Linked DNA regions of Homo sapiens: regions 2 and 3 are each linked to region 1. A link is a loop called in an ENCODE intact Hi-C map of the cell type or tissue named here. Cell type or tissue: PC-9. All regions are shown on one strand.

Region 1 (8,000 bases):
GTGAATTTAAGCATGAGTGGCCTTAATAAATATAGTTGTCTTTCTTTGCTGCTGTGGAAAGGATTCTAAACAGATGTCCCTGAAGTCTTGCATTGAATTTAGTCATTATTATTACTTTTTAAAATGTTGGTGCAATTAACTCTGGACCTCTCTTGTGAGCCATAGAGATATTTAAAAGACAAACACCTTATTTGTCGGGGAAGATGAAACCGTCCCTGAGTTGCACCATTCTTTCTTGGTGCATTCGCGGTTAAGATACTCAAGCAGGTTTCTTGCTTCTGGCTTTGTTCTTGTCATCAGTAAGTATAACAAACTATGTAATGCTTATGTGTTGCATAAACAATCCAAATGCATTCATGTTTTAAAAGTTTGTCCTTTAACTATCAGAGGGATCTAGGTCTTGGTTAGAGAAGTAAGCAGAGTTCTTTGCAAGCTTATTTAGCACATTTTGACACAATGTTGCACTGAAAACCCAGGCCACAAATGTGTCCCAGTGAACAGTTTGGATGTCCTCAAAGAAGTGGTTCTCACTGCCTCCTACAACCAGGTCTTGACCTGAACTCTGCAACTGAATACTTGAAGTAGGAAGTAGGAAATCCAGTAGGGAAAATAGGGTCCTTGAAACAGAAAAAAAAAACCAACCCATGTATAGCTAGCTATTTCTATGTATGTGCCAATTTTGTCACAGCTCTTGTTTGGAGGGATCATTTTCTGCCCAACTTTCATTGGTTAAAATATTACTGATCTTACCTTTATGAGGTCGTATAATTTAGTCCCTTAAAAATTAAATTCTCTCTAACATAACAACCTTTCCCATTTCGTGTAATATTCTCTGATGTTTGGGGGTTACCAAAAATATCCCTTTTTCACATATTAAGAATAGTCTCTGGGTTTACAACAAACACTGTGATGTTGGGAAGCTATTTCCTTTGCGCAAACTTTAACAGGTTTTCTTCTAATCATAACATAGTTGAAAAAAGAAGTTTGGGCTAACATTTAGGAGAAGTTGGTCTTACTTTGTGCAAAAGCAGGCTTGTGCTTTATACCCCATTTGATTTCGATGTACAGTCTCAATTTTGTATTTAATGATTTTTGTGTATCCAGTATGCACGTTAACAGCGTGTCAACTTTCATTTGAAAGTGGGTTTCAATTTACTTTTTAAACAGTGTTTATGACGAGACCTCAGATGTGTTGACGTAAGCTCTATCTGCAATGTTTTTGTGTAGAGTGGCGATTGAATGCTGCCCAGGGTCAGTGTATCTAATTCCCCGAGACCCTCGTTTGATAGTGCTTCTTGTAATATTTCTTCAAGTGAGTGGCATGTGGGTTGTGATATTGACCATGTGATTATGGACATCGATATGAAAAATAAATAAATAAAACTAAGGAACCCTGGAAACTACCAGTGGGCATGTATTAGCCAGTCATTGTAACCTCGTGTCTAGTAGAACAATGTACAAGGTATGTACAGTTCATAAATTTGTTGTCATGTGTATGAGAAGTACTTTGTGCTGATCGCCTTATTTATATTCATCAAATAAACCTTGTTTCTTTCTGAAGTGAGTTCATTCTATCTCTAATAAATGCTCCAATTGTGCAGTTTCTAACATTTTGAGGGTCATGGATCCCCATTTGAAGAACCCTATGGACTTAAGTAAAAAGGGAAGTCATTGGCTCATTTAACTGGAAAGGCAAAGACGTAAGTCTTCCTTTATGTACAACTGGATCTAGAGGTTCAAATTAGAAAATCAGAAGTTCACATTAGGAAATTTAAGTTACTGTCATTGTCTCCCTTCTTCCTTTCTTCTTTCCTTTCTCTTTTTACCTTTCTCTTTCTCACTCTCTCAATCTCTTCCTCTGTCTCTCCTGATCCCTCCCTCTCTTCCTCCTTCTCATCTTTTGTCTCTTCCCTTTTTCTTTCTCCCTTTTCTTGTCTCTCCCTCCCTCTCCCCTTCTTCTCCCTTTCCCCTCCTTCTTCTCTCCCTGTTTCCCTCTGCACTTTCTATTGGGTTGGCTTTGGACTCTGGTAAGCTCTCTCCACTTGGTTGTAAAGATGACTTCCAACAGCTTTGAGTACTTTTGATTTTTAGAGGAGAGACTAACTCTCTGAGCTACATCTACATCTGTCCCCTAAAGGGACACTTGGTGATTCTTTTTTGGATCATGCAAACAATTACCTTTTTCAAGGCCATGTGGTTGACAGCCTCACTGGTGGGGGTGGGGGGAGCAGTTTCCAACAAGGGAAAATGGATTCTATTCTAGAAGAGAGGGACAAGAAAGCTAGGCAGGCAAAAATACTAGCTAGCCCTGCCACCACTTGGATACACACACAATCGTCCATGCAAGGGCTCACCAGCCTTCACAGCGTGTCTGTGGATCAGTGAAGAACCTCATTGCTAGCTGTCCTTTTTTAGCCTGCAGAACCAGCCCCTGGTTCCTTTAATGGTTTGATTTATATGCCAGGGGATGAATTTCCAATTCTTACCATGGCTGAAATCACTGAGTAATTGATTGTCAGAGCTAGAAAGTATGTTAGATGTCATGTAATCCAACATCTTCATTTTACCAGATGGAGAAACTGAGGCCAAGTCAGAAGTGACTGATCCACACATACATGGTAAGTTCATGGCAAACCAAGACTGTCCTCAGAGCTCTTGAAACAGGAAGATGTGTCCCTGAAGCTCTTTGAGAAGGAGAGGAAGGAACAAAACCTCCCTCCAGCTGCCCCTTAACAACATGGGGGAAATATCATTTTGTTTCTGTACTCAAAGAAACATTTCTGGGCTCAAAGCCACCACATGTGACCTTCCCTCAAAGTTGGGTACTTTTGGGGGGACGTGCAAAGTTGTTGGCCCTTTCCATTCTGTTGCCTTTTTATAGAAAGAGAACTTCTTGCTGGACAAGAATTTCTTGCCTCCTAGAATTTCCTGAAGCAGCAGCTGGCATTCAGGCCTGGCTACGTAAACCCATCTGGCCACATGGAACCTTTGCTTCTTTACCCACAAGTTGGTCTTTTTGGTAAGAAGGGTACCAGGCTGACACACTGCTGGACTCCAACTGCAGGTTCATCTGTACCTTTAGCTCCATGGAAGCACATAGACTTAAGTTTGGTACTCTGGAGGTTTGACTGCATCTGATATCTGTGGACTGCCATTACAAAAGATTGGAGAGACATCCTAATTCATAGAATTACTGATCTGTAATAATAATCATACTACTAATAAATAACTGAACATTATTGAGCATTCGCTAAGAACCTGGCCACAATGCTAAGGACTTAGGTGGATAGACTCTGTTTATTCCTGACAACAGTCCCACGAGGTAGATACTGTCATGACCCACATTTTACAGTGAAGGAAATGGAGCACCACAGAGATGACCAGAAGCAGCATGCAATTCCAGATTGTATATTTGATGCCAGTGTTGTGCTAAAGGCTTTGCTTACATGAACTCTTATCCTCATAGGAATCCCTTGAGGCAGGCACTATCATTGACCTCACTTTACAGACAAGGAAAAGAAGGCCTACAGAGTTTACGTACCTCATCCAGGGTCCCCCAGATAGTAAGTGGTGGAGCCAGGCTTTGAACCCAGTGCCCAGCAGGCTCTTCTGCTTAGGGCAGGTATTGAGGTATCTCACAGGTCAGACCAGTGAGACATTAGGGGCTGAGGTTCAGATCCCACTTAGTGTTTCTGGGATGCATTTGGTCTCTAACGTGGCCACATGGCACACAGGGCCTGAAGAGGCTGGTGGCTTCATCACTGACTTCCATAGTTAACCAATAGTACAAGAGAATGGACTACCACACAGAAAGGCTGTGGCTCCCACGGGAAATCAAGACACAAGGAAAAGGAGAGCCTAGATAAAGCTCAGTGCACTGTATTTAACCTTGCTACCCTCGGGCCTCTTGGATTTCTTCCAAGCCCTCAGTCTCTGGGCACCAGCCCAGCTCACCTCACAGGCATCCCTGAACATCCTTGGGGTTGCAGATGGAGCACCGAGTGACAGAGGACTGAACAGATCCCCCCCAACCCTGAGGTGGGAGAGGGCCTTGGGTACCATGCTAAGGGGTGTGTGTTCAGGTGACAATAGCATCAGATTGGTAATCAATATACCTCAACTAAAATCTCAGTTGTCTAACCATTTTGCGACACCTGTGCTTGGGAAAAGCATACAGTCACGTAACTGCATGTGACCTCTGTTTTTGAATATAATCAGTGGGAACAACATAGCTCCCAACTACCTGATATGGGATGTGAGTGGACAGAACAAGGCAATTCATGAGAAAACACATTTTAATAGCAAAACTCTTCCACAACTCTAACAAAGTCCTAGAGCCGCTTGTTTTCATTTTTAGAATGTACATTCAGAGAAGGAAGTCTTCCTCCTTCCTTGCATAGGTATAAGATACTCAGGTGATAGTGGTTTGGCTATGTTCCCACCCAAATGTCATCTTGAACCGTAGTTCCCATAATCCCCACATGTCGCGGGAGGGATCTGGTGGAAGGTGACCGGATCAGTGGGGCGGTTTCCCCCATGCTGTTCTCATGATAGTGAGTTCTCACGAGATCTGATGATTTTATAAGCCTCTGGCATTTCCCCTGCTTGCACTTCTCCCTGCTGCCACCTTGTGAAGAAAGTGCCTTGCTTCCCCTTTGCCTACCACCATGATAGTAAGTTTCCTGAGGCCTCCTGAGCCATGCTGAACTGTGAGTCAATTAAACCTCTTTCCTTTATAAATTACCCAGTCTTGGGCAGTTCTTTATAGCAGCATTAGAATGAACTAATATGTCGGGTGAATAAATCAAGCACCAGATTTGAGAATAAAAGCTCTTCAGAAGGAACCATTGCTTCCTGCTGCTACAGGAACAAATCTTACAGCCTACTGGGTGAAAGCAGATGTACAAAAGAGGACATACTGTGTGATTCTATCTATATAAAGCTCAGAAAAAGACAAAATTAATATATAGGGTTAGGAGTTGGGATTCTTGACCTGGAAATTTATTACATGATCATGTTCAGTTTGTGAAAATTCATCAAGTGATATACTTACAATTTGTGTACTTTTCTACCTCTCTGTTTTATCTTATTTGAAAGGTTTAGCCTAGGCCGGGCACAGTGGCTTACGCCTGTAATCCCAGCAATTTGGGAGGCCGAGGTGGGCAGATCACCTGAGGTTGGGAGTTTGAGACCAGCCTGACCAACATGGAGAAACCCCGTCTCTACTAAAAATACAAAATGAGCCGGGTATGGTGGTGCATGCCTGTAATCTCAGCTACTCGGGAGGGTGAGGCAGGAGAATCGCTTGAACCCGGGAGGGCAGAGGTTGCGGTGAGCCGATATCGCGCCATTGAGCTCCAGCTTGGGCAACAATTTTTTTTCTCAAAAAAAAAAAAAAAGGGGTTTACCCTAAAAAATTTTAATGCCATCAAGCATTAATCCAGTTTCACATCACAGGGGTTGGAAAACTAAGGCCTATGGAATAAATGTAGGCTTCAGGGTTTCTTCTGTTTGTTTGTTTTTGTTTTTTGGGGGCAGGCACTATGTCTTAAAAATTTCTTTCTTTTCTTTCTTTCTTTTTTTATTTTATTTTTATTTTTTTGAGACAGAGTCTCACCCTGTCGCTCAGGCTGGAGTGCAGTGGCATGATCTTGGCTTGCTGCAACCTCCGCCTCCCAGGCTCAAGCAATCCTGCCTCAGCCACCCGAGTAGCTGAGATTACAGGCCTGTGCCACCATGTCTGGCTAATTTTTGTATTTTTAGTGGAGACAGGGTTTCTCCATATTGGCCAGGCTTGTCTTGAACTCCTGACCTCAAGTGATCCACCTGTCTTGGCCTCCCAAAGTTCTGAAATTACAGGTGTGAGCCACCGTGCCCCAAAATTTATTCTCTAACTCCTGTTTTTTGTTCGTTTGTTTGTTTGGGACAGAGTCTTGCTCTGTTGCTGCAGCTGGAGTGCAGTAGTGCAATCATAGCTCACTGCAGCCTCCAACGCCTGGGCTCAAGCAATCCTCCTGTGTCAGCCTTCTGGGTAGCTGGGACTATTGGTACGCACTACCATGCCCAGCTAATTTTTTTATTTTATGGAGTTGAGGTCTCACTATATTGCCCAAGCCAGTCTTGAACTCCTGGCCTCAAGCTATCCTCCTATCTCAGCCTCCCAAAGTGCTGGGATTATAGGCATGAGCCACTGCACCTGGCTAAAATTTTTTGATGGTGCAGTAGTGGTAGGCTTGGAGCCCTGCAAGCCTGTGGAAGTGTTGGGTATACTTGCCATTTCTCTTGTCCTCACTTCACTCTAAAATGTTACACCTGGCCAACTTCACCCTTGTGTGTAACCTGCCTGACCCCTGAGTGCATCTGGGTTTATAGTCTCTTAAAATCCTGACTCCACAGCATGCCAAATAAGTAATCCTTGGCCAGTTATTCAGTCTCTCTGTGTTTGTTTCCTCATCCTAAAATTGTAATACAACTCCAGAAGGTTTGGGTTTTTGTTTTTTAACAAGGATCAAATGGTCATTTAACACAATGCCAACCACATAATAGATCCTGAACAAATGGAAATGATAGGTATTATTACCAGTAATAAAATCACAAATAATAAAAATGTTCAATCAAGTAAGATTGCTGACTCCCAGCCATTCTCTCACAAGAACCACTGCTGAGCTGGTCCTTGCTCAGATCCCATTTGCCACGTCAGGGTTTTCCTTGACCACGTTTAATAACCAGTTTCCAGATCTGGATATTGGGGGCTGTAAATTTCCCTGGTTACTGTTGCCAATGACAGGGAAGGAAAGACTTGTATAATTACCACTTGTACTTCCACAAGACACATGAACTCAAGTTGAGAGCAAGAGTTTTGGACAATAAAACACCAGGTTTTAAAAATTCAGGAAAGACCTGCCCAACTTGTGTGATAAGAAATGTGGGCCTGGTTAGAAAAACAGAAAAAGGCCTAATGCCAGTATGGCATAAGCACCATAAGCCTTCAGTTTGAATAGGACCATTTCCTCTTTCCCACACAAATGCTACATATTCACACATCTATAAGAATTTAAGGCTTTAGGATTAGCCATGGGTTGATTAGGTCTCAGTACCTTTGCCTATGTCCAAAATCCGTAGCCGTGGTTTTCAATGTTTCTTTTGTAATACAAAATGCCTGTCTTAGTTGATTTTACAGCATGATTCTTTGCCATGCTGTTCAACATTCTTCAAACATAGTAGCTTAATGGGTTCTATGAAAATATCCCATGTCTGAAACCTACTAGGACTTTTGGAAATATCAAGACATTATAACTCCATTTGGAAATGCTTAAGATAGTTCTTTGCAAGGTGTCAGATTTGGGTCCCAAACTCTAGTTGATGTTCTGGTTTCTGAACATTATGTTTTTAGCTTGAGAGAAACAAGGTGGAACTAAGTTGCAGGGAAGGAATTGTCTTGACTTTTGATTCCACAAAAAGTGTTTGATTTTTGAAAAAAAGAAAGAAAATGGATAAGCTTTAAAATTGTTTCCCCACAATGTCTGTGCATTAGCAAGCTAGCATTCCTGCAGTAGGCATGGGTCACAGTTGGTGTTTTCTGAAAGGAGCTGACCCCATCAGCACAAGACCAAAGGGGTCGAAAAAAGATTGAACAGATTGAGCAGTGATAGGAGACAGAATTGGAATTTCTTAAGGTGACCAGTCCCAAATCTCCTGTACTTCCAGAAATTATGAAGTCATGGGAGAAGAATTTCTCCAAGAGTCTGATTTGGCTGCTCAAAGAAACTGAAATCCAACAAATCCAGAAGTGGCCACTGAATTCTTAAAGAACAAGCTCATAGCATGACGTGTGGCTAGTTGTAAAGGGGTTGTTGCCCTCCCACCAATCTAACTAAATGGGGCCTTATTTTCCTTTTGATAATAACGATTTCACCAAAACCTCACCTTGCCCCAAACCAGTCAAAATTGATAACAGAGTAATTTATTTTAAATCACCAAAGACTCAGGTGGACAGAAAG
Region 2 (8,000 bases), 92 kb before region 1:
TTGTTTCCTGGACTCGTGGCATTTTACAGTGCCGAAGGACAGCTCGCTGGTTGTTTGCACACAACCAGTGTGAATGTGAAATGACAGGGAGCAGCTGAACTTCAGGGCAGTCTGAGTAGCTTTTTAAACAATTAACAAATTAATGAAGATAGTCATTTGGAGCACCTAGGTTTCTACTTGCTGAGAAAGGCCTGACCTGTTTCTGAGGAGGACTTTTTTGATTAAAATAAAAGGGCAATTTCTGTGGACATGAAGAATTTAAGCCTGGAGTCACATATGGAGCTTATAAGCCAGTTCTGCCTAGATGGCATTTTGTTTGGCTCAGAGTGTTCCAAAAACCGGAAAATATAATATACGATTCTGGCTTTCTGGGTTTTTGGAAAAAAACAGATGATCTGGTTATAGCGAGCTATATTCCCACGAGATTGCCCCAGCAATCTCCTTTGTCCAGCCAGCCCTCTCCAGTTTACTGGTCACCAATGTGGCCTTCCTCACATCTGCCTCACTTCCTTCGTTTGTGTTACCCCCAGCCCCCGTCCGCATGGTGTGCGAACCTGCTTTGGCACTGCAGAAGAGGGCCTGTGGCGAGCTTGCCATGGCCAGCAGCAGGTATTAATGATGCCCAGATTTGCCTCCCCAGCTCCTCATCCAGATGCCACATGGCAGGGCCAGTAGGAGCGACATCAGCAGCTCATCACCCAGGCTGCCAATAAGAACCACGTGGGTACTTGCCCAGGCACTGCATTAGGGATTCTGACTTAATGGCTCTAGGTGAGGCGCAGAGGCCGTGTCCACACAGACAACTTCCAAAGGCCTGCACTGAAGCTTGTGCAGAGCTCCCCTGCTCTCTGGGACAAGTGTTCTGCCCCCAACAGCACTCTTCTAGGCTTCTATTCCTCTTCCTGAATTGGTGTTGAGCATCACAAGCCACTGTCATATACTGGAATCAGTGAAGAGCACACATGTCAAAAGAGGCTTTTCAAAGGGGTATAATGCAAAAACCAGAAATAATGTCTTGATCTGAAAATCCAAATAAATCAACAAAAAATGGGACTTGAGTGGTGGGGAGAAGATGGCAGACGTGAATGTTTCCCCCATCTTCTGCACGATGACAGAGAGGTACTTCTATGGGTGGGTACTTCTTGAGGCCCATCTTGATGTGTGCTCTTAAAGACAGCCTGTTATTTTCTTTCCAGATCCTTATAGATTGTTTTTTCTTTACATCAACAAGTCAACAATTGTGCCAGATTATTTCTACTGCTTACCTCTTTTACATTTTTCTGGTAAGCCCTTTTAACCTGCCATATATGTGTTTCATTGCATTAATTTATTGCTCCCTTTCTTAGTTTTTGGTCTTTTTTTCTAGAGCATCTATTATCCTCAGGTTCTCACTATGTAATTCCCATATCTATCATGTTGTCCCTTACAGATTACATCTCTATATTCTGGGATAACTTCACAAGATTACAGCCTATTTTTCTGATGATATTTTCTAGAGCAGTGATTCAGCTCCTTGCTACTTCTAATGCTGGCTTTGATTCCATTACTGCATTTTTGCTGGGTGGTCAATTCCCTTCCATTTTCTGTCCTGTCTATAGTCTTCTGCCTCGGTGCCTCACATGAGCTTTTTCACTGATAGGAAACTGAGGCCCAGAGAGCGATATGATTTGTCAAAGGTTATGTTGTTAGTTCCTGGTGAAAATGAAAGTAGAACTTGGATCTTCTACCAGTCCAAGGCGTTATTCATCCACAAGACTCAATTTTAAAGATCAACCTTGAGGTGAAAATAAATAATTTGGTAGAAAAAATTGTCATTATCTTCAACCTGATCAAAATGTTACACATATTGAGCATGAATATTCCAACTGAGAATTTCTTACTATAGATGACTGTAGTCACTCTTCCTTTTCTATAGCATAGCACTATTGATTTAGTGCTGAAGTTTAAAAACTCCAGTTTAAAAGGAACAAGTTCTACATTTTCCATGACTTATCTCCTTATCTGTGGACTAAGGACCTTTGGGAGTCCTCAAATCTGCAAAAACACAAACACACACACATAATGAACCATGATCCAGAATAGAATGCCTCATAAATACATGTGTGATAATTTCTCTGGTGTGTGCATAGACACTATTATGAGTTCTAAAATTTAAAAACATTACTTAATTTAAATACATTAGCATTTCAGAACATTACTGAATTCCTAGTAGCTGTCGATCATCAGGTATCAAGTTGTCTTCTCTGTCTTCCTTTGCAGTCTCCATGCTTCATAGGATGTGTTGCAGGGGACGTGGAGGAGCAGAGTAGTGCTTACAGTCAGGAATCAGGCTCAGTCCATAGCAAGATGTGGCTGTAAGCAGGCAACGTGGCTTCCCAAGGTGTCAGGCTTCTTCTGGCACACAGGGGAGGTTATAGTTATTAGTCATTTATTCAACAGCCATTTATTTGAAGAGAAATAAAATTACACTTAGGTGGAGGAGTCTGCAAAAGTTTTTGATGTTTGAAGGGAGTCCTTGCCAAAATTGTACTGCTCCTGTCTTCCATGATAAATTTGAAGCCTACTTGTGCCCTTCTTCAAGTAGCTGCCAATCCAAGGGAAAATCTGTACTGCCTGATGGCTCTCACCAGTGGCTACAGTGTTGGGACAGATCTGGCAAGCAGATGTCTGTGGTGGAAACTTTCTATTCTAGCATAGCTCCTTCTGAGGAAGAAGGGTTAGGTCAAAGAAGAATGTTCCCCAGACAATCTGCCCCTTTGTTAATCAATGCTGTGATCTTGACTGCCCCTACAGCAGCCCCATCTTCCTGAAATCTTCGGTAAAAAGGCCATCCAACAAATACATCTGGCATTGGCCAGGATTTTTCTAGGTCCACTGTAACAGGGAGGAATGGATTTAATCAGATTCAAAGGAACATTAAGATTCATTCCATAACAGTGGTGCATCTCTGGAAGGGCTATGGAAGGCAGGTGATCAAAAACCAGTTTCTCGAGCAAAGCTTGCAAAGCAGTGCAAAAGAATCAAGTTGACTATGCAGGTGTCTGAAATGCTAGTGACATTTATCGAGCTCATTGGGACACATGTACTATGTTCAGTGCTTTAATGGAGTAATCTAATTAGTCTTCATAGCAGCCTGCATAGTCAGCACTAATGTTATGAGCATTTCATGGATGTGGAAACTTGAGAATTCAGCCATTAAGCAACTTGTCCAAGGTCACACAGTGATTCCTCCTTCTTTAACTATTGGGCTGATAATATGGCCACACAGCTGATTTTGAGTCAATGAACTATTATTTTCTTTGTTTCTTTAATTGGACAATGCAGTCCTTATGCAGACATGCAGTTATTATAAGAAATGATAATTTGAGTCAATTTTAATAGATTTGGCAAAAGCTAGTATCTATATAATAGTAACAGAAACACTGAATTTGCTGAAAAAGACATTTGCAAGTTGTCTTCTCTGTCCTTGCAGCCTCCACGCATAATAGGTTGTGTTGCAGGGGACATGGAGGCCATGTGGAGGAGCAGAGTAATGCTCGCAGTCAGAAATCAGGCTCTGTCGTTAGCAAGATGTGGCTGTAAGCAGGCGATGTGGCTTCCCAAGGTGTGGCTTCTTTTGGTGCATGGGGAAGGACATAGTTTAGTCATTTATTTACCGTCTATTATGTAAGTGGATATGATGACAAACTCACTAACTCTTACTGAGATTGTAACACAAGTAATCCTGATGTAATGTGATCTATTCTAGGGGCAAGGTCTATATCTCTATGAAGGGCTAGGGTCACTGTAGGGTGCCAAGTCAGGCTTTCATCAGCACATGTTCATTGATGCCTACTCTGTTCCAGGCTCCATTCCAGGAGCTAGATGTTGCAAATACATTATATTTCAAAGGGTGGGGCCAGGAAGGCAGTGAACTAGTAACAAATAGGATGACTTCAGAAACTAGTAAGTTGCATGAAGAAAAGTACAGTAGAGTTATTAAGGAGTCACTGGGAATGAGAAGAACTACCGGACTTAAGGTGACCCGAGAAGATTTTTCTGAGGAGGTAACACCAAGACAAGCCTCAGAAAATGAGGACTATTTTCTAGGCTGGGTGGAAACTGGGTGGATTGGCCTTGATGTGTAAGGTTCTAAAATCATTTTTTTTTTTTTTTTGAGTTGGAGTCTCACTCTGTCACCCAGGCTGGAGTGCAGTGGCGCGGTCTGGGCTCACTGCAAGCTCCACCTCCTGGGTTCATGCCGTTCTCCTGCCTCAGCCTCTCAAGTGGCTGGAACTATAGGCACCTGCCACCACACCCGGCTAATTTTTTGTATTTTTTGTAGAGATGGGGTTTCACCATGTTAGTCAGGATGGTCTCGATCTCCTGACCTCGTGATCCGCCCACCTCGGCCTCCCAAAGTGCTGGGATTACAGGCGTGAGCCACCGCGCCCGGCCAAATCATTCTTCTTTTAACACAGAAGTGCAGATATCAAGTACATAATAATGCTTCTTGTATTTTATTCAGATTTCTAAGTAACCAAGCACATGTTCAATTTTTTTATAAATATTTCATATGTACTTGAAGAGAATTCTCTCTTTGGGTGCATGTTCTTTGTATATTCTTTAGATGAAGCTTATAAGTTATCTAATAAATCTTCTAAATCTCTATTAATGTTTTAGCTGGTAACTGCTCAGTTTCTGAGAGATAAGCATTAAAATCCTCATAATCATTATGGATTCAGTCATTTTTTGTTTTCTCTCTATCTAGGATATACTTTTAATTGTATAAAATGTCATCATCTAATGTTATAGCTCCTGGTAGGTTGTTCTTATCTTTCATTAATAATCTTCTTCATCTGTACTAATGCTCTTGCCTTTACATTTCTGTTCCTGTGTGCAAGTGCATATTTCTTCCAACCTTTTATTTTTAGCCTTTGTGTGTCACTGGTCCATTTTCCATTTTAAAAGCAACATAAAACTAGATTTAATTTTTTTACTGACTTTATTTTATTTTCAGAGACAGGATCTTGCTCAATAACCCTGGCTGGAGTGCATGGCATAATCACAGCTCGCTGTAACCTTGAACTCCTGGGCTCAAGTGATCCTCTAACCTCAGCCTCCCAAGTTGCTGGGACCACAGGCATATGTCACCATGCCAAGCTAATTTTGTTTTCTGTAGAGATGGGGTCTCACTATGTTGCCCAGGCTGGTCTTGAACTCCTGGGCTCAAGCAATCCTCCTGCCTCTGCTTCCCAAAGTGCTGGGATTATAGATGTGAGCAATCACACCCAGCATCTCTGTCTTTTAATGGGTGAATTTAAGCTATTTGTATTTATTGTAACTAATCTATTTGGACCTACTCTTCTTATTTCGCATGTTCTCTTATTATGGTTCTTTTGTTCCCTTCTCCTTTTTTCCCCTCCTCTCCTTTAATGTCCTATTTGAATTGACTGTGCTTTCTTTATTTCTATTTTCCCCCTACTGGTTTGGGAGTTACATATTCTATTTCTCTGTTCTTAGTGGTTTTGATAGTATCTAAAGCACAATTTGGCAAGAACTCAGAAGCTTTTAATGGATCACCTTAGGTTAGTTTAAGGGCTTTCTCTAGTATCCTCACTCCCCAGTGGTTGGGTCTTTAATGGGGTGAGGTGTAAATGAAAGTGCAGAGCATGGTCACTATGATGATTGTATCTTGGAGTGTGGATTTCCAACTTTCATTTGCTAAGACCTACACTTTATTGCCTGAGGCTGCCTGGTAATTTATAAACTGCCATACTCTCATGGTTTATAGATAACATGGCGGCTTCCAAGCAAAGATCCACTTGGTTTCTTTAGTTGCCCTTCCCTTTGTCTGCATTTGAGCCCTTGTAAGTGATGATAAACATTAAATAGCTCCTGTAAAACTGTTGAATTGTCAGTTTTTAAACTGCATAAAACACTGACATTTTCATTAGATCCTGGCTCTGAGGAATGTCCGGCTTTCATCATAACAGATTTGTTTACTTCTGCAGAGAGCCTTAATGCGCTGCCTATGGGAGAAATCTTTCTGTCACCTGCTCTTAAATGGGAAAGTCTTTGTTCAGCCAAAGATTTTTGGAAAAGGATTTGTAAGAGGGATTTTACACCTCCCTCTCTCTCCCTGACCGTCTCCCAAAAGGGTAAGGGATGGGAATAGAATCTTTGAAGAGCTTTGGTACTGGACAGGAAAAATTTCAACCTAAAATAGTCCTGCAAAGTCCATTAGGAGACAGAATGCTGAGGAGAAGCTATTAAACCACTATTTAGTTTCAGTGTCTCCTGTTAAAGATAAGCAAGTCATATCAATGTCTTTTTTACCTCAATCTTTTGGTTGACATTTAAACAGATATCTTGATTTTGGATTAATAAACTCTCTTGTGTATATTAGTAGGGAACACATTTTAAACTGCTGGGTCCTTCTAAGCAAGTTAATGAACCTTTCTGAGTTTTGGTTTTCTCATCTATAAAACTGAAATTATAAACTGACTTTTCAGAGTTGATATGAACATGAAGAGAGAGAATATATATGAAGGGCTCAGCACAGAACCTGGTTCTTAGTAGGGGACCATTCAATGGCATTTGACAGTGATGATGAAGGTAGTGGTGGGAATTATGGTGGTGAAGATGAGGATGATTATGGTGGGGGGAGGGTAGTGGTAAGAGTGTTGATGGTGATGGTGATGAGGATAATGCTGGTGGTGGTGACAGTTGGGGTTTTGAAAAAGACTGAGAAAGGTTATCATGTAATCAAAGAACTCAAGAAGAAGCAGAGTTATCTGTAACTACCTGACTGGCCAGGCGCAGTGGCTCATGCCTGTAATCCTAGCACTTTAGGAGGCCAAGGTCAGTGGAACGCCTGAGGTAAGGAGTTTGAGACCAGCTCGGCCAAAATGGTAAAACCCCATCTCTACTAAAAATGCAAAAAATTAACCATGTGTGGTGGCACAATGCCTGTAGTCCCAGCTACTTGGGAGGCTGAGACAGGAGAATCACATGAACCCAGGGTGCGGAGGTTGCAGTGAGTCAAAATCGCGCCACTATACTCCATCCTGGGTGACAGATCAAGACTCCATCTCAAATAATAATAATAATAATAACAATAAAACTACCTGCTCTATAATCTCCCAGTTTCTATTTGGGCACTTTCAGCCACTAGGAGATTCTTTCTTAGCAAAATTCTGTTATAGGCAGCAAACCACAAAAGCCCAGTTCATTCAGGCAATTGTGTTTTCAGGCCTAGATTTGTCTTCTAAAAAGTTAAACAGTGTTATTCTGAGTCATGTAATCCTGTTGCCATCTATCTCCATCCTAAAGATACTTTAGGACACCGCACACTTTGATGTTCTTCTGTCTTTCCTTGAACATGTATCTGCCATCTCTTTACCAACTCTTCTTTCTGTAGTCATTTGCATATATAAGTAAGGAACTCAAAGAAGACAATACAGGAGGAAAAAAGGTGCCAACAGCAAGGGTGGGGAAAAATCTGAGTGTTGTGTCACAGAAGTAAAAGAGGGAGACAGTTCCAGGCACAGGAGGAAGGTCACTGCTTTGAGCATGAAAGTGAGGGTGAGGATGAAGAAGGCTGGGCAGGACCGTAACTTCTGGCACTGAAGGGTCAATGCTGGCATCTGACACAGTATCACTGTGATGGTAAAAGATGGAGAGTCGAGGAATACTTGAGAGAAGAAGGGGTGAAGGCCACAGACATGGAGGAATGAGAAAGAGGTGGCTCCAGAGTAGAAAGAGTTTTTAGACAGGGGAGAATGGGGCCTCTTTGTGGACCAAGAGGAGGGAGCCAGAAGAGGTTGAGTCTTCAGATACAAAAGCAAGAGGATTCAGATATTTGGCCCTGGAGGAAATGGGAGAAGTATAAGGAGGAATTCATTGGCCCATAAAAGTACCTGCCCCACCACCAAGTGGAAAAGTGGGGAGACAGGGATATTACTAGGGGAGGAAAGGTGTCATCAGTGAGGCACATGCTAAATGGACTTGACTTTCTC
Region 3 (8,000 bases), 64 kb before region 1:
GAGCGGCCCAGTGTGTCACCTACCTACCCCAGCCTTTCCTTGATCAGGGCCTGCCTCCAACTAGCTGTGACATTGCCTCTTGGTGCTGCTGCTGCAGACCCCACTATCCTGGCCCCCCTCGCATCTGTTGCTCTTCACATCATCACTCCAGATGGAGAGGCATGCAAAAAAAGAAAAGTGAATCTTAAAGTTCAACAATCAAATGGCTGGCTAACATTTATTGAGTGCTTGCTGTTGCCTGGCTTCATGCTAAATGCATCATCTCAGACAATTCTCAAATAACCCCGTAAAACAATTGCTATTATCCATACCCATTTTACTGATGAGGGAACTGAGGCACAGAGAAAACTAAATACTTTGCTAATAAACATTGGAGGTAAGATTTGGTCTGTTCCATACCAAAGCCCATTTCTTACCGACATCTTTCTGTGTTATGTCCTGTCATTCCATAACATACCAGAAATATTTACTTTGAGACAAGACTGTTGATGGGGAAGGAGGTGGTATAAGTGGAGAACACTTGGAAGGTGCCTGGTGTTTTGCGGTCAAACCTGTTCTCTTTTCTGAGGCCCAGAGAAGTTAAGCAACTTGTTCAAGGTCACACAGCCTCTATATAAAGGGGGTTTCAGAGGCCCTGGGGTTTCTGAGCTCCTGGAGGAAGACCTGCAGTACTTAGAAGTGTTGTTAGAAGTGTTGATTGCTGAATTAAAGTGATAGAGTAGAAAAAACCCCTTAGTGGGATCATCTGGGGGCAACTGCCTCACTGTAATGAGAGAGCAGCTGAGAACCCTAGAGGTCACCAGCTAAGGCTTTTAAACACTTAACAGAATTTGACTATTGGAGGGAGGCCCTCCAGGGTAAGGGAAAGCTAGATAGCAGGGGTTTACACCTGGCCCCACCCTTCACTATGTGACCTTAGGCAAGTCCCCCAGCCCCAGTCAGAATCTGTGTTCCCATCTGAAAATGGGGTTGCTGACAAGATTATTGTGAGACTTGGCTGTCAAGAATACAAAGTGCTCCATGTAGGAGCTTGTGTAAAATAACTGCTCAATAAATATTCGTTATTTTCTAGAAGATTCCAGATATCCCCTGAGGGTCCAAAAAATGGCCCCTGGTGTTATTTAAGCATAGAATTGCTTCAGCTCCTTCTTTTTGTTGCCTACATGGGTGCTCGTGGGAGATGATATTGAGGATTGAGGAAAGCACACCGCCAGGAAGGGTGTTCCCTCTGCCATCAAATTCTCACCCTTGGGTTCCTGTGCCTCTAGCTGGCCGGGCCACAAGCATTTCTCCAGCTGCTGGCCCAGGGACCGAGGTGAACAGAAGTGGGTGACAAAGCCTGCCTGTCTCCCAGGCCACTTTCTGGGCTGCTCCTGAAGTGCAGCCAGGATGGAACCATAAAAGGCGACGCTCCCTGGCCGCTGTCTTTGTTTTCCTCGCTAGCTGGAATGCCTCATGATGACAGGCAGCCAGGAAATGCCCCTTCACTGTCCCAACGCCACCTCCCTCAGGAACGCCGTCAGTCTTGCCTTCCTGGGCTGCACAGACCCTGCGGGTGGCAGGAAGAACTGCACTCCCTGGGTCTAGAGGGAACACCTGAATTTCGGCCCAGGTAGGTGGCCTGGTGTTCACATTATCTTGTAAGGAAGGACAAGGCTGAAGCAAGAGGGAACAGTATCCAGGAAGTTTTTGTGGACTTTTACATTTAAGGAAAGACTCATTCAGTACCCCCTGCAGGTATTAATTGAGCACCTACTGTGTGCTAGGCCCTGTGCTAGTGTCTTAGAATGTAGGTTTTATTTTTAATCAGGTCTGGTGAGGCCACTGAAAAGATGATTTGTTGCTCACAATTCCAAGAGGGGAAGGCACACCACATCATGCAGGACCACTCAGGAAACACTTCTGAACACTCCACAGAATTTGACTATTCTGTTTGGTCAGAAAGCAGAGGGAGCCAGGGGAAAACGTGGGCAAGAGCCTTTGTTGTGGCTTTTGTGGGAAAGGCGAGCAAGGCAGGGTGAGCAGGTTTAGAACTGACTAGCTTGAATAATTTCAGTGGACTCTGGGGTGTAGTTGTTGTCCTCACTGTCTGGTGCTTGGTCCCAGGGTGATTGGGGCAGGGAAATAATGGTCTGGAGTGTGAGACCCCTAGAAGAGCCCCAGAAGGGAGGAAGTGGTTGGGGTCGGGGCTTTGGATTGATTGGTTTGCATATAAAAGGTGAGCTCCAAGTCAAAATTGTTTACTATCTCTAGGAGTTAGCTAGCCCTAGGAGAGGCAGTGTCCTTCAGGTCCCTAAGGCCCCAGATGTCACAGCATCAGAATAAAAAGCCACACTTGCTACAGCTAGGCTGTCAGGAGCACAGTTGTGCACAAAACAGACCCGATTCTTGTCATCATAGAGTTTTCTAACCAGTAGGGAAGAAGACATTGAATTACTTTTTTTTTTTTTTTTTTTTTTTTTTTGACGGAGTCTCGCTCTGTTGCCAGGCTGGAGTGCAGTGGCACAATCTCGGCTTACTGCAACCTCTACCTCCTGGGTTCAAACAATTCTCCTGCTTCAGCCTTCTGAGTAGCTGGTATTACAGGGGCACGCCAAACCATGCCCAGCTAATTTTTATCTTTTTAGTAGAGACAGGGTTTCCCCATGTTGGCCAGGATGGTCTCGATCTCTTGACCTCGTGATCCGCCCGCCTCAGCCTCCCAAAGTGCTGGGATTACAGGCGTGAGCCACTGCGCCCGGCCCACTTCTCATTATTAATGCTGGTCAAAATGGACTAAACTAAAATGAAAAATTGGAGCCTGTCAAAAGCAAGGAAAACAAAGCAAAACAAAACAAGACTTGTGTAAGGGCAGAGGCCAGAAGTTGGGGAAGGAAAGGGAAGCTCCAAGGTTTTGTAATTTTCCTTGACCACCCTAATCACATCCCAGTCTAGGTGGTTTATCTGACCACAGACCATCTGTTCTTCCCCGGGCATGCCAGTGGTGAGTTAGAGAATATCGTCAGAACCCTTTGAACTCCTGGGAGAGATGTCCTGCAGAACAGCCCCATGCATCATCCGGCTGCAGCTCCCCCTGGCCCTCCCTCTGCACTCACCTCATCCCAGACCATTTGGAACCAACCTGGAAATCATTATCTCGTCAGGTTACTTTGTCACATCAGCAAGAGGAAAACTCCAACCATGGAGATAAGATGTGGACTTCGCCTCTCTTCTGGCCGAACTTCCTACCGTGACCATGCTGTGATTGGGGGCCTTTCCAGCGTTCAGCACAGCCTCTCGTGCTGCCCTACCCTGCCTATGACTGAGCTGGGACCAGAAGTACCAGGACAAGAACCAATTTTGGAGCATGAAATTGAGACGGGTGGGAGATTTAAAGCCCCATTGGCTCCTGGGAGAAATGGAGAGACTCAATGAATATAAGAAATGGGGGGTCGGGCATGATGACTCAAACCTGTAATCCCAACACTTTGGGAGGCGGAGGCAGGCAGATCACTTGAGATCAAAAGTTCAAGACCAGCCTGGCCAACATGATAAAATCCCGTCTCTACTAAAAATACAAAAAGCTAGCCAGGCATGGTGGTACACACCTGTAATCTCAGTTACTTGGGAGGCTGAGGCAGGAGAAATCGCTTGAACCCGGGAGGTGGAGGTTGCAGTGAACTGAGATTGCACCACTGCACTCCAGCCTGAGTAATAAACTCTGTCTCAAAAAAAAAAAAAAAAAAAATAGAAATGAAGTCATCTCCAAAATAGAAATTTATTGACTGTGTTTCTTTCTATCCCCAAACTTTGGACACCACGAAATGATCATCAAACCCAATTAATTATATGTCATGTAATTTTTTAAAAAGATGAGTAGTGAAATGTTTTTAAATTCTTGACTTAATTGAAATCAGTGTTGATGTGACTTGCCAAAGTTTAAAAAAATGTGTGTGACAGGCTGAACATTTTAGCTTAAGAGGAGTTTCAGGCACATCAAATGCAAAAACACTGAAAACGATTCGTCTAATTTAATTGTCAAGTTGTGCCAAAAATGCTAACATGATATCTTTGAAGAGTAATTGGTACAAAGAATATCCTCAAAGAGAAATATTTCCACACGTCTGGCTCTTATCTTGCCCTCGTTAAATTTTTTTCCTCCCCATTGGCAGAGCAGCGCATGCCTCTTCCCTGCCCCTTCGGCATAGGGACCCAACTGGTTCTGCAGATTTTTCAGCCACTGAACTTAAACATGCCATCGGAATGGAAGGAGTGCAGATTCCTTCTTCAGATTTAGCCCAAGATAATCTTGGAGGAGTTTTTTTTAATCCTTTCTTGCCGCCAAATGCGGTCTTCATGTGTATTTGTTTAATCAGATAGGTTGGGAAGCTGTTGTGTGCTAGGCTTCTTATAGATAAGCATTCTTTCTCCCTGAGGGTGATGACTTCTAGAGTTTTGGTGCTATTTCCTTGAAGTGGGTTCAAAGGTAATGTGCAGCCCCTCCCCCTCAACCACATTACCTGGAAGTTCCTTGTATAGGCCCAAGGGAATGCTTCCGTGAGAATGTCATATTTGAGTGAAGGCCTGAAGAAGGTGAGGGAGCGAGTTTTGGTGATATCTAGGGGCGGGGCTTTCCTGGCAGTGAGAAGAGCACATGCAAAGCCCCTGAGGTGAGACTGTGCCTAGCACGTGTTCATGACACGTGACATGAGTGGAGCGAGGATAGGTAGAGCAGTCAGGGACGTGTCAGAGGGGGAGCAGGTCAGACTGTGTAGGGTCTCATGGGTCACAGTGAAGGCTTTTGCTTTCACTGTGAACGAGGAGGGAAGTCACCAGAAGATGGTGGCAGATGTTGGTCCTGAGCTGGCTTCATCTGAATGGGATTTCTCTGGCTATTTCTCTCTGTGAGAATAAACAGGATGGGGGCAAAGGCAGGAAGGCTATTGAAGTAATACAGAAAACAGACGTTTGATGGTTTGGACCAAGGTGATGGCAGTGGAGATGGAGGGAAGCAGTTGGATTTTGGATGGGTTTTCAAGTGAAAGGTAATAGTATTTGCTGAAATATTGGATGTGGAACATGAAGGAAAGAGGAGCCAAAGATGGCTCCAGAGTTTTGGGCTGAGCAGCCAGAAGAGTGAGGCTGCCGCCATCCAGAATGGGGAAGATTACAGGAGAAGCCAAATGATGATGTTCCGGAGCTCAGGTTTGGACATATTAATTTTGAGATGCCTGCTAACTATTGCTTGCTGGATGACTCCTCTTCTACCTCCTCATCACTCTGAGCTTAGACCACATGGGTCCCCGGCCAAGTTGAACCAGGGCAATGATTTAACTAGCACTGATCCAACCCGTGGGCTCCTCGTGCCCACATACCACTCATCACAATTCAGAGGGCAACCTCCTGGGAGACACTGAGAGAACATGAGATTTCTGTCTCAATAAGAGTTTGCCATTATGAAATGTACTTGGCTAGTGAGGCCTATACACTTGTAATGAGCAGAATATAGATTCAACTGAGCTATAAAATAAAATAATAACTATTTTAATATACAGCATCTCCCTGCCAAGGCAGCTGAAGAGAAGCCTATGAGCAATAAAATTAGTCCAGAGAAAGAAATGAAAAACCACTGAAAACAGCCACCTTCTAAAAGGAAACAGATTAGAAGGGCCCAAAGAGGGAAGCCATCACCAGGAGTGAAACTCACCAGATAGTGATAAAACAGTTATGAGAGAAAAGGCCGGAAGGAAATTTTCCAGGCTGCTGTCTGTTACTTCACTAATCACCGTGGTGACCTCATCCCTCCCCCTGGCTTCATGGGTGATGACTCTAAAGCCCTGATCAGGGCCCCGGATCCTGCTTCCATTGGCCACTGGGAAATCTCCTTCTCAGTGCCTTCTCACCCTCACTCCAGATGCAGTCCTCCTCCTGAAAAACCTTGGCATCATCCTCACCTCTCCCTCCTCTCTCACCTCCTGTCAGCCTCACCACTGTCCCTTTCTTACCATCTCACCATTCACCACCCACTCCAGGCCACCATCACCTCCCAGCTGAGTCCTGCTTCCACCGTAGTCTCTATACGCTCAGAAGGACCAGTTTTTGAAATGAAAATCAGATCAAGCTCTCCCTAAAAACCCTCCAGTGGAATCTCATTTTATTTGGATGCAATCCAAATGACTTATGAGGACTTCCATGTCCCATAAGGTACCTACCCACCTTTCCAACCTTGCCTTATTTCACTCTTCCCTTTGTTTAACTGGCCTCCTGTCTCTTTCCCAACATTCTGGCCTCAGGGCCTTTGCGCAGGTCTATTGCTCTGCCTGGAGTGCTTACCTCCAGATTGTCACATGGTGGTTCAAGCAGTTTCTCCAACTCACAACTCTCCTCACCACTCCATCATTGATTGCTTGCCATCACATAACCCTGGCTAGTTGCTTTCATGGCAATAAACCATAGGGAAGGATCTTGTTTGCATATTTGTATATTGCCTGCCCTCCCCTCCATATGCAAGTACTATGAGAATATGGTCTTCTCTTATTTCGCTCTGGATTTCCAGCACTTGGAATATGGTCTGATATATATATATATACATTTTGAAAATTAATTATCGGTCAGGCACAGTGGCTTATGCCTGTAATCCCAACACTTTGGGAGGCCAAGGCAGGCAGATCACTTGATGTCAGGAGTTCCAGACTAGCCTGGCCAGCATGGTGAAACCTTGTCTCTACTAAAAATACAAAACAATTAGCTGGGCATGGTGACATACACCTGTAATCCTAACTGCTCAGGAGGCTAAGGTGAGAGGATTGCTTAAACCCAGGAGGCAGAGGTTTCAGTGAGCCAAGATTGCACCACTGCACTCCAGCCTGGGTAATAGAACAACAATCTGTTGCACGGTGGCTCATGCCTGTAATCCCAGCACTTTGGGAGGCTGAGGCGAGTGGATCACTTGAGGTCAGGAATTTAACCTGGCCAACATGGTGAAACCTTGTTTCTACAAAAATACAAAACTTAAACAGGGGTGGTGGCACAGACCTGTAATCTCAGCTACTCAGAAGGCTGAGATAGGAGAATCCCTTAAACCCAGGAGGTGGAGGTAGCAGTGAGTGGAGATTGTACCATTGCACTCCAACCTGTTCAACCTGGGCAACAGAGCGAGACTCCATCATAAATAAATAAATAAATAAATAAATAAATAAATAGAATTACCAGCATAGTAACAGCAAGCATTCATTGAATAATTACTTTGCACCAGGCCTGATACATGCAGGCTATTTGCCTACTTTGTTCCTTGCGCATCAAATAGTACCTGGCACTTAGTACGTGTGTAAAAACATTTTTCATGGTGAATGAATGAATGGATTTAATTCTTCATGTACCTATACAATCGCAGATAGGACATTATGGGTTTGCTCAAAGTCCCACAATTGGTAAGTGGTGAAACCAGGATTTGAACTCACACTGTTAGGACCAAGTAGATGCTCTTGATATACCATAGGAAGTTCAATGAATGGAGTCCATCATAGAGTGAAAGTCAAGCTACTCCATCCAGAGCCAGAATACTCAGTGGCTAAGACATTTCCCCCCAAGCTAAGAGACCACTCTGCCTCCTTGCTGGGTGCAACAATTTCATTTGAGATATAAGGAAGAAGAAATTTGGAATTTGAGAGAAGTGTAGTTTTGGATTTGAAACTTAGCAGCAAAAGACTTTTGACTCGCCCTGCTTTCAGTTGCTATTGAATGTGCCTGTGCAGACAGAGTATTTACATCCATCTCAGGGCAGCCTGCAGTTCAGAGTCTGAAATCAAATGATTATTTCTGAAAGTATTTTATTTTAAAAGCCTTTGAGTGACAAATGATTTAGCAAGTTTTCAACACGATGTTTCATGTGGTTTTGGTTGCCAAAGAGTGACTTACGGCCAAGCCTGGGCACTCTAACCCAAGTGAGCCTACATGGATCTAGGCCATCACATTTTTTTTATGATGTTTAATAAAGTTTAGCACTTTTTTTTTTTCTGAGT

Evidence for each region. Hi-C counts contacts between places; a loop is a spot of excess contacts. Peaks named below come from ENCODE experiments on the same cell type or tissue, not always from the same donor. Only the 100,000 strongest peaks of a DNase experiment are listed, where the experiment ranks them.
Region 2: a loop joins it to region 1, with 10 times the contacts of the local background. A loop is called at or near these places in 2 of 110 quality-filtered maps.
Region 3: a loop joins it to region 1, with 8 times the contacts of the local background. A loop is called at or near these places in 2 of 110 quality-filtered maps.

The regions. Positions count from the first base shown.
Region 1 is chr3:55,501,871-55,509,870 of GRCh38, reverse strand. It overlaps ERC2 (ELKS/RAB6-interacting/CAST family member 2), which reads left to right. Exons shown (of 18, transcript NM_015576.3): 18 at 1-1,560. It also overlaps a transcript of WNT5A not described here. Among named protein-coding and RNA genes, the nearest start is that of WNT5A-AS1, 18 kb to the right of the region's middle. In PC-9, CTCF peaks have their summits at 4,407 and 4,612 (motif pointing left); DNase peaks (open chromatin) are centred at 3,860 and 4,460; H3K27ac peaks cover 601 bases.
Region 2 is chr3:55,593,576-55,601,575 of GRCh38, reverse strand. The region is part of intron 17 of ERC2 (ELKS/RAB6-interacting/CAST family member 2); the gene reads left to right. Among named protein-coding and RNA genes, the nearest start is that of ERC2-AS1, 10 kb to the left of the region's middle. In PC-9, no CTCF peak of the experiment used is centred here; a DNase peak (open chromatin) is centred at 3,765; H3K4me3 peaks cover 3,125 bases; H3K27ac peaks cover 5,579 bases.
Region 3 is chr3:55,565,589-55,573,588 of GRCh38, reverse strand. The region is part of intron 17 of ERC2 (ELKS/RAB6-interacting/CAST family member 2); the gene reads left to right. Among named protein-coding and RNA genes, the nearest start is that of ERC2-AS1, 38 kb to the left of the region's middle. RefSeq lists enhancers at 1,315-1,942, 1,943-2,570. In PC-9, no CTCF peak of the experiment used is centred here; a DNase peak (open chromatin) is centred at 4,348; H3K27ac peaks cover 1,703 bases.